2 separate regions of the Mus musculus genome follow, and region 1 is linked to region 2. Evidence: chromatin loops called from intact Hi-C (ENCODE). Cell type or tissue: left cerebral cortex. All regions are shown on one strand. Links, peaks and the distances in the headings refer to the core of each region. The heading gives the core; the rest is flanking DNA. Region 1 has its middle 160 kb from the start of H2al2a. Region 2 has its middle 81 kb from the start of Mir6419.

The links. Hi-C counts contacts between places; a loop is a spot of excess contacts. Peaks named below come from ENCODE experiments on the same cell type or tissue, not always from the same donor. Only the 100,000 strongest peaks of a DNase experiment are listed, where the experiment ranks them.
Region 1: a loop joins it to region 2, with 7 times the contacts of the local background. A loop is called at or near these places in 30 of 42 quality-filtered maps.

The regions. Positions count from the first base shown.
Region 1 is chr2:17,835,041-17,842,343 of GRCm38, reverse strand. No RefSeq gene overlaps it. Among named protein-coding and RNA genes, the nearest start is that of H2al2a, 160 kb to the left of the region's middle. In left cerebral cortex, for the core only: no CTCF peak of the experiment used is centred there; DNase peaks (open chromatin) are centred at 1,042, 2,829 and 3,112.
Region 2 is chr2:17,640,951-17,648,253 of GRCm38, reverse strand. It overlaps a transcript of Nebl not described here. Among named protein-coding and RNA genes, the nearest start is that of Mir6419, 81 kb to the right of the region's middle. In left cerebral cortex, for the core only: CTCF peaks have their summits at 3,460 (motif pointing left) and 4,169; DNase peaks (open chromatin) are centred at 3,441 and 4,148.

The DNA of each region.
Region 1 (7,303 bases), core at 829-5,828, 190 kb before region 2:
AGTTCAATTAGTGGGTAAGGTTTATCTATATGAACTGTAATAATTTGGAAACCTGAGGCTCACTTCAGTATGGTTAACGGAATTTATTTCGATGGCTTACAGATTCCTTAGGAAATTAGCATTTCCCATGGAAGGCTGACAACAAACTTGGATGGGGGCTGCAGTATCGCTGGTGTCCACCAGATGATGCCACTATTCAGTGGAATTCTAGATGGTTTGACTTTGGGGAGGATGGTATAATTGTTGTAAATTTGAGATAATGCCTTGAAAAACACTTTAATTATTTCAGACAACAATTTTCTTACTGTAATTTTGCACAGAGTTCATGCCTATTAGCTATGGAGAATTGGAGAACAAAGAAAGACTCAAATTTGTCTTAAGTAAATTCTCTTCGTTGATTCATTTCCAAAGCCAAGTCTCCCTCTCCTTGTAGTGTTTGCTCTGTGCAAGTCAGACTGGAAATTAATAGAAGATGGCACAGATCTATACCTGGAGACCAAAGCTGGAAGAGAAGACCGCTACCTTAGAGGTAAACTTTTTACTCTATTAGACATTTACTCTCACTAAAATATGCAAATATATTCTCTTCAGTGAGTCTTGATAAACAACAGATTTAGCCCAGCGGAAAAAGCTAGTGTGGACAGCTTGGTGCAATTATATGCAGCATTAATGAGCTGTGGGTTCTTACCTCAAGTGTTGATATTAGTAATCTTTGATAATAAAGGAACATCTAACCTTTGAAGTAAAATGTTCTGGTGTGGCTGGGTATTTCCAACCATAAGCATTTATTATTTTGTTTGACAAATTGGCCTGCTTTGGAATATTAAACACCCACTCTTTAGAGGATAAGGAAGATGAAAGCAACTCCATTCATTGTGCTCCCAAGAATCTCAGAGCTCTTGCAAGGTTTTATCCTGAAGATCTCATCTCCGTGAAACTCAGGAGATGGCTGTCACAGGCATTCTTGTTTCTTGTTCTCATCTCAGGGAGGTAGGCCTGTTGGCTTCAGTCCAGCCCTGCCTGAGACAGCAGTTGGAGTTGTCTGTCTTACTGTGTGCCTCCACACAGCTGTGCCCTCTCAGAGGCGCCAAACTGACATTCTACTAGAAATGCCTTCAGGAGAGGCCTGTCCAGAGGGAGATGGGACAAGTCACAAACACCCTTATTTCTGTTGCTCCCAGGAAGAATTGCTTTTTTTGCATTCTCATGAGACATTCAGATCTCACAGTGACCAAAATAGACTTTTAATGCTATTACGGTTATCGTTATTATTGTTACTATTACCATATTGAGTGGCAGAGTCACCTTATTGCCCAAGCTGACCTTGAACTCCAGGGCTGATGTAATTTTCTTGCTTTAATCTCCTGAGTAGATGTGGCAAGATATTATTATTATTGTCATTGTCACTATTGTTTCAGTGTTAAGGACTGAACTCAGGCACATTACATGCTAGCCAAGTGTCCTACCACTGAACTATGTTTAAGATCTAAAATTGATCAGATATGGTAACTAAAATCCACCGAGTAGTTATAGTCTACACACCATGTAAACTATCATAAACTTGGATATAGCGTCTTAAGTCTTAATTTTTCTGAGCACATTACAAGTTGTACACTACCTCCAGATCTGTCCCATACTTTTGTTGACATCATCCTGATTTTGTAGTTATCATTCTCTTCTGAGTGGTCACAAGCTGTGAGAGGGGTGCATTTTAAATACTAAAGCTGAATTGTGGTTGGCACTAGGCCATCCTCTGCTACATACGCAGCTAGAGCCATGAGTCCCACCATGTGTTTTCTTTGATTGGGCCATTTTCATTCAAATGACCACAGATCCCAACTCACGTGCTTACAGCTTTGACCTGATACTCTTATCTTCCAAAAGTCAGGTTCTGAGTGTTTCAGAAGTAGGAAATGTTTGCGTACATGTAGGGAAATAGCTTGAGACTGATACTTGACATTAAGCCTAAGACTCATGTTTCATATATACTTTATGCACATAATCCAGATGCAAATTAATACAGTATTTTTAAATAAGTTTGAGCTTGAAACAAGGTTTGTGTTGAATGAAGACTTGTCATATCTCACGGGCATTGAACCTGTTTCACATTGTGGAGCACTGTGGGTTTTTGCATGAGTGGTGCTCAGCTTTGGATAAAGCCTAGAACTCAGTGTTCCTCTCTGTTTGGCGCTGTTATGGCCACCCTTGGGCTTGTTACTGTGACTTTGAGCACCCCAGACACAGAACTCCATCTGTGCACACAGTAGATAGAGTAGAGCAAAGTAGAAGACTCACGTGCTTCCTTCAGGACCCCGAGGACTGACTTCTCCTTTTCAGAGAACCTTTCTGGCCCCCTGACTCTGACTAGCCTATCCTGTGTTAGTTATTACATATATAGAAACTCCCAACTGGGTAATTATCTACAACTGTGCTGTTTGGAGTGTCTACACGGTGCATTTAAAGAGTGCCTTGTAATCATGGGTGTCCTGGAAAACCAGTGCTCCCGCCAGCCAATTATCACAGAATCACGGGTCTGGAAGGGATGACAGATGTTATTAAATCCAGCTCTGTCCCCAACCCAAGCCTCAGGGTAGAACCCTAAATTTATCCAGTGTGCTCTGACACAGTCTAATTTTATCTGGAAAATGAAGCATTTCTTGGAGGGAGGGTTTGGGAGTATGACCTTGAATCTGATCACTTCCTGAGAGTAAACCCTCCCACTGCCCGACTGCCCATTCTTTGAGTGAGTCAAAGCCCCAGTTTGTCTCTTTCCTTTGTTTCACCCAGAGTTTCCAGCCTTGGCACCGAAGGATGGGGGTAGGGACTTTTGTAGATGGAACACACTTCCCAGGCCCTGTGGACAGCAGGCCTCGGGCCAACTGAGTCTGGAGCTAGCAGAGGTTCATGCAGCCTGGGTCCTCAGCCGAGGGGCAGAGAACGTCTTCGTCTTTTTCTAAACCAACTGACCTGGGGCAAGCTTCTCGTGTCGCCCTCAGGACGCCAAGTTAGCGAGAGCCTCGGAAGCCGTTCCCCTTGCACGGGCTTCCGACATCAGCTCAGCGCATTCAAAGCAACATCCACCCTCTTCCAGCATTCTCCCCAGGCTGAGGGCCTTCATTCTTGGGGTTCATTTGATCCGTTTCCATAGCAACATCCACTTGTTGCATTCTGAATCTCCCATCGAGGTCCTTGCAATTTGCCAGCTAAGCCACCGATCACAGGCGTGTGCACCAGGTTAATAAGACAAAGTCTGTTTTACTTAGGCCTTCCTCCCTTTGTCCCCTTTCCATTGAGGGCAGCCTTACAAAAGACAGGGCATTTTGGCTTTCAAAATCCTGAGACCTCTGCTCATTATCCTAGACGATACTTGGACTGACTCAGTGTGCACTCCATTTCCATGCTGTCTCTGGGCAGCTGCTCTTCTGAGCAAACCATGGCAACAGCCGGGAGTGAGAGACAGGGCCAGGAAGATGGGTTGCCTTGGGCATGTGGGTGTGTGTCAAAGGTGATACACCCCTTTATTTCAAAGGTAAGACACCCAGGGTGGAAACAATTCCATCATGGTCCTCAGCATCCTTTTTTGAAGGCTAGAATTGAAGTTGGAGTCCAAAGAAAGTCGCTTTGTTTTCAGAGAATTTGGATGTTTCATGTCGGTGACATTAATCAGAGAAGCCCGGAGCTCTGTGGATTCCTGCCGCTTTGACATCTCAGATGTGTACAGACCAGAGTTAGCCACTACTTCCCCAGGGTGTGTTTAGTCTAATAGGTATAAACCAGGACCTGCAAGATGATTAGTGATGAGAGAGAAAAAAACTCTCCCCATAAGCAGAATCGCAGAGAGGAATCCGATAAGGGGATCAGCAGATCAAAGCGATCATTGCAATTGACTATCCCTCTGTACCAACTTGAATGGCATGCTTCCTGCCCACAGCAGCCTCCCCCGCTGCCCTGAGATTTGAAGCGTACGATATCTGTTGATGTTTTGCACATGTTGCTTGTTTGTTGTTTGTTGCTTGCTGCTCCTGGAAGCATGATGGAAAACAAAGAAAAGTGCTCTGGGCTAATGGAGGTACTGCCTTGTGTGTGGCCGAGACTTTAGTGAGGGCACACGGAAGGGCAGCGTTCTTCTCTTTCAGAGACGCCAGGTACGAAGCAGGAACTGACTGGAGGTGCAGAGGCAGAAGGCTTAACTTTCAGAAGAATGCCTGAATGTTCTGCTTGTCTGGTTACATTATGGATTTTAACAGAATCCTTGAAAAGGGAAAACAGAGGAACATAACGATCCAGTGCCTACGGCTTCTTGGCTGCAGATACGCCAAATATGCTAACAAATGAACACAGACATCAAGGGCAGTCTGTGACACAGCATCGCTCTGCAGACCTATTTCAAAGGCAGGCAAAATTAAAAAGGGGGAAATTGTCTAAATTAAAAGTAAATGCTTTTGGCTGCAAACAAGCCAGTCAAACACTTAATAATGCAGTGAAGGAGCCCAGGAGATTGACTGGACTCAGTAGGTCCTGTCGGTGAGGCTGGCACACTACAGACCCTGGGAACCCTCCAGAACCTTCCGGGCCTTTGGGAAGTGGCTCTGAAGCTGATCAGGGTTGGATGGCTGACTCCTAGCTGGCACTGTCCTGTCTAGGCTTGGGAGGCTGCAGAAGTCTGGACTGGATTCTTGGATGACGTTATTCAGTATTAGCATTCCCTGTGGGCCTTGGTCTCCGAGGGCTGCTTCTGTTTCAATGCAACTTAAACAAGTCAGCTAAGCAATCAGGGAGCAAAACTGACTTCCTTCCTAGGAAACCCCAGAAGTAAGGCTAGGCAGGGCTGGCTGGACCTCGTGAGGTTATGAAAGCTGGGCGTGCTTTCTCTCTCCCTCCTTGGCCTTCCGTGGTCTGTCATTTATTGTAAGATTAGCTCTGCTCTTGGTTTTAAGGGGTATGACTATTGCCTTTAGGGTGGCATACATTCCTAGCCATGCTCAAAGACAATGAGCAAAGGCATGTCCCTCCCCAAACACCAAACCAAAGTTATAAATCTCTAACTCCAGTGTAGGCTCCTGCTCCCACCCTTGAGACGTACTCTTAAAATCAATGTGGCAAAGGAAAAAAAAAACAAAGCAAAATAAAACAAAAACCAACCAACCAACCAACCAACCAACCAACCAACCAACCAACATTGGTTAGCCATCAAGTACTTCCTGCCTTAGACTTTTCATTGCCATCACAAAATAACTGAACAAAAAGAATGCAAGAGACCAAAGCATTATTTGGGACCACAGTTTCAGAGGATCAGTTCATCATGGCAGCTGGAAGTGAGGGAGGGAGGGAGAGACAGATTATATCCCCTGTTTTTTCCCTTTCCTGTTTTATCGGAGGGGCCCTAGCATGATGGGATGCGGCTGCTCACAATCACTCTGTTTTCCCTCCTAATCTAATGTTCTTTGGACATGCCCTCCCAAGCTCACCCAGCGATGTTCCACCATAGCAAACAGTGAGACAGCACAGCTTATACTTCGAATACAAGGCTCAGGAGGCCCTTGTACTCAATCCAGCTGTGCTTTGGCTTAGCTTTCACAACACAACTCTGGTTGTCTTCGCTTACCCATTTCTATCTCCTTCTCTCAGATTTGGCATCTCTACCCAACTCTTTTGGGCTTTTCTCTATTCCCAACAGAGACAGCTGATTCTCATATCTGGCCTTTGGACATAACGTTCCTGCTCTAATTCCCATTTGTGCCTCTCATGAGTTACACCAGTGTCCATGAGTACCAATCTCTTGGACTTGCAGTGTGGCCTAAAATGGCCTGGCCTGGAGTTCTAGGGGGAGTCACCATCACTGTCACGTTGGTGGTTGGAAGTAGGGCAACAGACTTTGGTAGATTGTCCTATGATGAGTGTCTGGATAGAGACCTCCACTATGGCACTGTGCTGTTATACCACAGCATACTGTGTGAGCTAAGGAGATTGTACACCATCAGAATGCTGACCTCTAGCCGGCCACAGAGTGAGTCATTGCTTGTTCAGAATAAGTAGCCCTGCCACGTTGTTTAAGTTGCAGACTCCGAAGAAGTAAGGTCCAGCCATGGGACTGGGCAGTCAGGAATATGTGTGTGGAGTCCTTCATGGGGTTCCTGTTGTATGTAGCTACAGGGGATCCCAGATCCCCTGCTTCACATGTGTTGGAAAACTTTGTCTATTTGGTCTGCACATCCTAGAAGTTATGTCTAAACCAGCCCTGGCTAACAGAACATACAGGCTCTATGGATGAAAGATTCCATTATTCTTTTGAAAATTTATACACAAGAAAGTCCAGTTGGCTTAGAAACCTGTCCATATTATCAGAAGACACATAAATATTACATTTATCAATAATGGCAATGGATATTTAATGGAGTCTTTAAATATTTCACTGCTATGCATTCTAGATAGACATAAAATGATTTCAAAGAGCTGAGCAAAAAATCCTTACTGCATGATTGTAAAGATCTGAGTTTTATTCCTAGCAACCATGCAAAAGCTGTCTGTGGCAGTGTGCATCTTTGATTCCATTGATGGGGAAGAAGAGACAGGTGGATCCCTGGGGATTGCTGGTTGGCCACCCCAGCTATATCGGTGAGCTCTGGGTTTAGTGAGAAACTTTGTGTGTAACGTGGAAAGTAACTGAGGAAAATATCCAGTGTTGACCTCTGACCTCCACATATACACATAATGTGTCTTAGTTAGGGTTTTACAGATGTGAACAGATACCATGACCAAGGCAACTCTTTTAAGGACAACATTTAGCTGGGGGCTGGTTTATAGGTTCAAAATTCAGACCATTATCATCAAGGTGGGAACGTGGCAGCATCCAGGCAGGCATGGTGCAGGAGGAGCTGAGAGTTCTACATCTTTATTTGAAGGCTGCTAGCAGAATACTAGACAGCTAGGATGAGGGTCTTAAAGCCCACACCCACAGTGACATACCTACTCCAACAGGGCCACACCTACTCCAACAGGGCACATCTTCTAATAGTGTCACTTACTGGGCAGAGCATATAAAAACTATCACATGATGGATACACATGTATAAATGTACCCACAAACACATGCACCCCCAAACAACTTGCTTTATTGACACATACTCATATAATCATTCTTCATTTAAAATTCATGAGAGTTTTTTATTTAAAAAATATCTCATTTTTGGAATTTCAAGAAACTTTTTTTTAAAAGTCAACATTTTGAAGGCAGATGTGATGGTAGATGATTATAACCCCTGCACTTGGGAGACTGAGGCAGAAGTAGTACAATGTCAAGTTTA
Region 2 (7,303 bases), core at 1,322-6,321:
GGCCCTAAGATTCTGTTATTAGCTTTTCAGCTGTGTCAATATTCCCTTTCCTCCTTTTTTGGTAGGAGGTTCCTGTCTAGTATGATGTGTTGTGCTTGGTTGCTGCCCTTTTTTGGCTTCTGCTGACCTGCACAAATTCCTTCGGTGTCTAGTGACTCTCATGTCTTGTTGAAAGGGCTGTCACATCCCTCGGTTTGGGTTATGAGTGCATTTTCATGATTATCTCCAAGTATCAGCAGCAGGAGATTTGTGGAACTCTTGCTGTGTTCTTTGAACACATCTTGTGCTGGCTAGACTATGTCAACTTGGCACAAGCTAGAGTCATCTGGAAGGTGGAAACCTCAATTGAAAAAATGTTTCCATAAGCTCCAGCTGTATGGCATTTTCTTAATTAGTGATTGAAGGGGGAGGGCCCAGCCATTGTGGGTGATTCCATCCCTGGACTGGTGGTTCTAAGTTCTATATGAAAGCAGGTTGAGCAAGCCAGGGGAAGCAAGCCAAGAAGCAACATCCTTCTATGGCCTCTGCACCAGCTCCTGCCTCCAGATCCCTGCCTTGTTTGAGTTCCTATTCTGACTTCCTTTGGTGATGAACAGCAGTATGGAAGTGTAAGCTGAATAAATCCTTTCCTCCCCAACTTGCCTTTTGGTCGTGGTCTTTCATTGCAGCAATAGTAAGCCTAACTAAGACACATCCATCCAGTGACACAGGTTTTGATTGACAGCAATACTGATTTATTAAGGTTCATCATTAGTCAAGATCATGCCTTACAAATTACTAAGAATTGTTGAGAAACAATTGAATCTATGAAACCATGTATCTATCTTTACTGTCCATTTATTTTTCCAGCATGTCTTAGGGTTTTTCATTCTATTCAAGGGATGCTAATTCACCATTATTTTGATCCTTAAACTGTCCCATACCAGGCATTGTAATTTTCTGTGACCTTTGTCCCATTCCCCCAATTCTTTGGGCATAGCTTTCTGGCAGAAATGATGTCCCTGTTCATTGAATACTTTTCTTGCCTGTATCCATGGAATCAACCATTTATCCAAGTATCTCTGACAGGGAAACAATCTCACTGACAGTCAGCATTCGGGTGTCTTCTTGCTATCAGGGTATCATTGTTTCTCTTGGTGAATAGACCTAGGAAAAATATGTGTTTATGTGTTAAATGTTAATTAATAGTAACACATATGATAATCTGAATGTCTGCATGATCAGTCTAGGTCATTGTAGATACTGAAGTTGCTGTTGCTCAAATGGGTTTGACACCACCTCCTCCTGGGCCTGCTTTTAAACTCTCTGCTTTAAGGTAGTCCAGAAGCTCATCATGGCTTCTCCCAGCTGCCGAGATGCCAGAGTTGCCCAGATCTTCTTGGGAGCATTTTCTTTGTAAGCCTTTATTCATTTACCTGCTTGTCTTCTCTTGTCTATCTGCTTGCAGGACCCTAGGGAGAGAGACCAACTCCAGATTGTCCTGCACCACTGTTACTTGACTAATTCAGTGAATGAATCTTGTCTTTGAAGCAAGCAGTTTCCTCCAGCCCATGTGGTAGCTTTACTCCCAACTGACGCAGCAGTTCCCCTAACTGAAATCCAACCCCCCAGATATGAATATTTATCAACAGATAGGAAAGTAAAAAAATGTATGTCTCAGGCATTGAATGCAATGTCAAAAGAGGAATTTGTGGAGTTTTTGGCAATCTCAAGACCATAGAATATGTAAATAATATGGGATGGAGAGATGGTTCAGTGGTTAAGAGTACTTACTGCTCTGCCAGAGGACCTGAGATTTATCCCCAGGACCATTTGTAACTTTAGCTCCAGGGGATCCATCTGTTGTAGAAATATTTATTCCTGACCTGGTGTTTCTACCCCACCCATGTCTCTTCTGTCCAGCTATTGGCTGTCTGCATCTTCACTTACCAATCAGAAATAATTTGGCGGCAAGGTCGCATTGTGTCTCTGTGTTGACTCTCTTTGGAGCAACCAGTCTTGAGGAACCAGTATTAGCATTAGAATATAAGCAGCATCAGGCCAACAACCCACTAGAACCTACACTTCTGGCCTCCTCAGTACCTGTATTCACACACACACACACACACACACACACACACACACTAACCCAAAGTGTCTGTGTAAGGAAATGATGACATTCTTTTGTTTTATATGTAAGGCATATATGTGTCAATATAAATAGAACTCATGTATATATGTGAGCTGTGCTGTGTTTCTTTAAAACTTTGGTATTCATTTCAATCAACCATTTTTTAAAAAAGACACCATAAACTAAACGCTTATAGTAAGTTCACAGCTGTCTTCAATATCCTCCCTGTGTCTTTTATTTCACTGGTGATAATTAATGTTTGGAGTTTGTTCAGACATCACAGAACACTGATTTTCGTACTGAGGAATCTCAGTACATGCCATTCCTTGCAAGAATGAAAAATTGTTGATATACTCATGGTCATTGCTCAAGTCCTCTGTAATATTCCCTTTTTATAGAGAGAAGCAGTAATCAATATTGAATGAAAGTAGAGCTATCTCAGGAGGCACAAGGGACCAAACAGTGATGTGCATCAGTGTGGTTTGCTTCCTCTGAATTCTTATATAGCTGAAATCCTTTAAAAGAGATGATGTTGACCATTTTGAAGGAGGAGAATCAAAGTGAACACATGATGTAATATGAAACCAGTAGGTGGGTTTTATGGGGCAGATGTAGAGTGGGTTAGGTGAACATAAGAGCCACACACCCTCATGACAGGCGGGCTGCCCTGTTCTTTTCTATTGCTGTTCAGCAGTGTTGGGCCTCTGGATGCATTTTCATTGGGAGCCTGTTAAATATTGGCTGTGACAAGGTGGTGTGCTGTTGGGGACTTGGATAAGAGTCCTGGGTCCAGAAATTCTGGGGCCTGCTTTTAAGGAAGTACTTAACCCCCAAGACCCTTAGTTTCTTTTCCTTAGCTTCAAAATAGGACTTTCCCCACAGATATGTTGGAAGATTTATCAAATAAAATCTGTGCATTGAATTTTCTGTTGTATTAAAAACATTATCAACATATAGGTACTTCTAAAAATCCCATTTCCTTCCCCAGTCCCTTCCCCATTGTTACCACTGCCAGAGCAGCACCCAAGGTACTTTACCAGAGTGCCACACATCATTGGAGGCTCTGACTAGAGTCCATGGTTCCATGGAAGCAAGCTGAGGGGCACTGAGAGAAAACAAGGAGGTGTTCTGAAAGGAGGAGGCATGGGGAGAGGAGGGTCTTCCCAGGTGGTTTCCATTCAGATCTGGAGGTCATGGAGATACAGGTGTTTGTTATCTCTCTAAGGCTTCCAGGGCTTAATGAAGTTTCTTATGGGGCAAGAGCCACATATGCTTGTTAAGGTTGCCTATTGACATATTGGCAGCAGGAAGCAAACTGGAATCAACAGTGCCACCACGTGGCCCGAGGCAGAAGCAAGCTGAACTAGCCTCAGCCTTCAGCTTTGTCCAAGGACCCATCTCCTTATCTCTTTCCCTCTAAAAACAAGAGCAAGTGTATTTGCCTTGGATGCATGTATAGAGAATGATCTGGAACATGAAACTTCTGGATGCAAGGTGTAGGTGCATGATAATTTCAGCATCCAAAACCTTTGAAGTCCTACCCAAGTGATTATGTCATGGGAATGGAGGACTTTGACATGTGTGTACAGGTCATTCATAGAAACAGAAGGAAGGAAGTTGTGTGCATTGGAAACTGAGAAGGTTTTCCAGGTGTATTAGCCTGGGTAAGAGTTCAGGATGATAAGTTCTGTAGACACTGCTGACTCATATTGAGAGTATGAAGGACTCTAGGGAAGAAAACCACTCGTTTACTCTAACTTCTCCTATTTCCATTATTTGTTTCTCTTACAAAACTGTTCATTACAACTCCTATAATAATATTAAAGCAATAGTGGTTGGTTGCTATTAACCATACTATAAGTAACAGGAAGTAATAAAACATTTTAGGATATGCCAGATCCCATTCCATCCTTGTATTTTTGTGCTTTTGCCACCGGGTTTATTTGCGGACTGAATCTGGGCACAAAGAGTGAATAAATGTAGAGTTTTGACTGTTGTGCTTTCCTTCCAGTAGAATGTATTCTCTTTATGTACCTACTGCCTCGCTGCCCCCCAAAGCTCGTTTTCGGAATAGCACTGAGGGATAGTGCTTACTGCTGCCTTCACTCTGCATCATTGTTGGGCTTGGCCTATCGGTCCAGCTTTTCAAATGGCTGAAGCTTTTACTTGAGCTCATTAATGATGCTGAGAGCCCATAGCCAGGACCGTTGAGACATCTGTTGAGTCTGTTTTCCCTCTCAATTTTAGATCTAACAATCTTAATGTAGAGGGAGGAGACTTTCTCCGCCACACAGGTACATGGTAGAGGGACCAGTGTTAGAGGATTTCTGAATGAGGCATAGAGTGAGAGAAAGTATGAAATCAAAACGACACAGAATTAAAATTGTAAAAGTGATAGAAGGCTAAATTAAATAGACAAACCACAAAAGACTAATATGGTTTTAAGTATATGTATATACACGCATGCATGCATGCATGCATACATACATTCACATAGTTTTACTTCTTGGTGCCAAAAGTAACTTAAAACTTACTGTGCTTTGGAGAAGTTTTGGGGATGAGTGAGAGCAGAGCCCTTTCCCCTGCCCCCCTTGCCTTTTATTTTATAAAGAAAAGTGGTATTTACCCCCTCCAGTATTGTTCAGGGGCAATATAAATGTCAACCACTGGCCTTAATATCAGATATTATAATGTAGATAATTTTAAAATCTGTGTTGGCTACTTTTTATACCTATCATGTTTATTATGAAAAATAGAGATAGTATACGACTACTTTGCTCACTTAGAATGGGTTCTATGTGCTACTAACTAAACCCAATGGCTGTGCGCTCACCACCACCGCGGAGTGCCAGAATGCTGACCATCCACTTCTTAACCACAAATGTTACACAAATGTTTAGATAATCAGCATTTATTTATTGCACACTGACTCCTTATTCCCCTGACCATGACCACCACAGTGTCTATGAATTTGACCTCTCTAGGTGCTTCACATGCATAAATAAAATGGTACTTCTCCCATTGCGATTGGCTTATTTCACTGTGTATAACGTTCTCAACATGCTGACGTGTTTTTGAGTGTTGAACTTCCTCTCTTTCTAAAGGTGCCACTCAGCCTTGCGTACACACCACATTTTGCTTCTCCATTTGTTCTGCTGTAGTCAGCTCGCCTGCTCTGACATTGTGGCTGCTGTTGATGAATGGAGTGTGACTGTGAGTGTACATCTGATTTTCTACTTTGCTTTTTGGCAGGACAGATCCAGACATGGAGTTCTGGGTTATATAGAACACCCACACATACCAATGTCCCCACATTTCCACTAACACCATTAAAAAAATACCGGCCATGAAGTAGTACGGTGCATCTTGATTTGCATCTTTCTGATGATCAGTGATTTGGACCCCCCTTTTTTTTTAGTTTATTGGTCAGTTGCTTATCCTCTTTGGAAAAATGTTTGTTCAAAGTCTTTACCCACTTATAAACTGGCATGTTTGCTATTCTGTTATTGAACTGTGGGAGCTCTTTGCATTCTGGATATTAATCTCTTATCAAATGTGTGATTTTCAAATGTTTTATGAGGGTATCAGAGTGTTGGCAGGTTGGTGATGGAGAAAGGTGATACTGTAGTTTGAAAAATCCTGTGGTTTCTGGCAGCTTCCCTGGGGGTTGTACAAGGGAAATGAGGGGGACTGCTACAGAGATAGTCCCCACTGGACCAGGGGCACAGTCTTAAGTTTTGAACAACTACATGGGCTCTGTGATAAAACAACCCTGACACTTTCCTCCTTCTTGAAAGAGGCTAGTAGTTGTCATAGTCCCACATCCCCAGGGAAACTGCCCGAGAGTGCCATCGGTTCCTCGTGGCACTCTTCCTAGGTCTTGTTCCTTTGGGTATCAATGAAGGAAAAAACCCACACTCTTAGTTTCCAGCACCTCTTGTTATGAACTGGTGACATGCCTCAGTCACTTCTGAGCCACTTTTTAAAAAAATTAGAAATTAAATGGTCATGAGAGGACCTCTAACTTTTATGAAAGTGTCGTCAGTGCCCCTTATCCACATCTATAGGTTCAACCACAACCAACCATTGGTTGAAAATATTCAGGAGAAGCAACGGCATCTGTACTAAACAGTCATAGGCTTTGGAAAAATCATCACTGTGCCTGAATGATTAAATAGGTCAACCCTGGCCGTAACACTTGTGTCGCATTAGGTTTTCTACGTGATGGTCAAGAGATGATTTACAATACGAGAGGTAATATGATAATTAAAACCTGAGGATTTCAGTGTTCACAGAGGATCTTGGGACCACTGCCTTGAGGATGAGGATGAGGGAGAGCTGTCATTGCTGTTAGGCCCCTTTGTGGGTTTGTAATCCAGATTGTCACAGCATTTCAACCAAGGATGTCCCATTCTTACTTCAGAAGACAGAAACTCCTCTTGCATCCCATTTTCCCTTGTTTTGCTTCTTTCCATGTGGTTCTGAAGTTAAATGAGTAACGGGAGCAGCGTTGTTAGAGATGGCTTAGCATGCTGTCTCTGTTAGCAGCATCCTCTGTGAGGATGACCATGTTAGCATCTAGGAATCCCATCTGCACCTGCAGTGGGGTTTCTGCCTCTGATGAGCTCTCAGCACCACTGGGACTGATGAAGAGGCTGGGAATACCCCGAATAAACAGCAAGAAAGAAACAGACATAGCTAAAAATGGAAAATATTTTTAACTAAGTGTTTATGCTAATAGTACGGATTGGGTTGGGTATTGGGATCAGAGACGGGGGTAGATCTGACCTGGTGAAGATTTTAAACAGAATTTTGAGTCAAGGAACTCCCATGGATTGGTACAAAAACAAAATCACAGCAATGGTAGGTTTTGTGGTATTAACAACTCTTCTATTTTTTCTTGTGTTTGCTAATAGGATGGCTGGATAGCCATTAGGTGGGAGACCCTGTTTTTGGGAAAGAAAGCAGAAGGCTTTTGGGTGGAGCACATGTAGGCCACCTTTGTGCTTGGAGTGCATACCTCTAGAGGAGTCATGGTGGGCTTTGGCAAAAGCTGGGCTCTGTCTTTGTGGAGGCTTTAAGACACGAAGCTCGTTGTCCATGCATGAGTAGGCACTAGTGAAATGTGCCCTGTGGTGGCTGCCTTTCTCTTTCTTCAGTGAGTCTGTAACAAGAGGAGCAATTACCTGATAG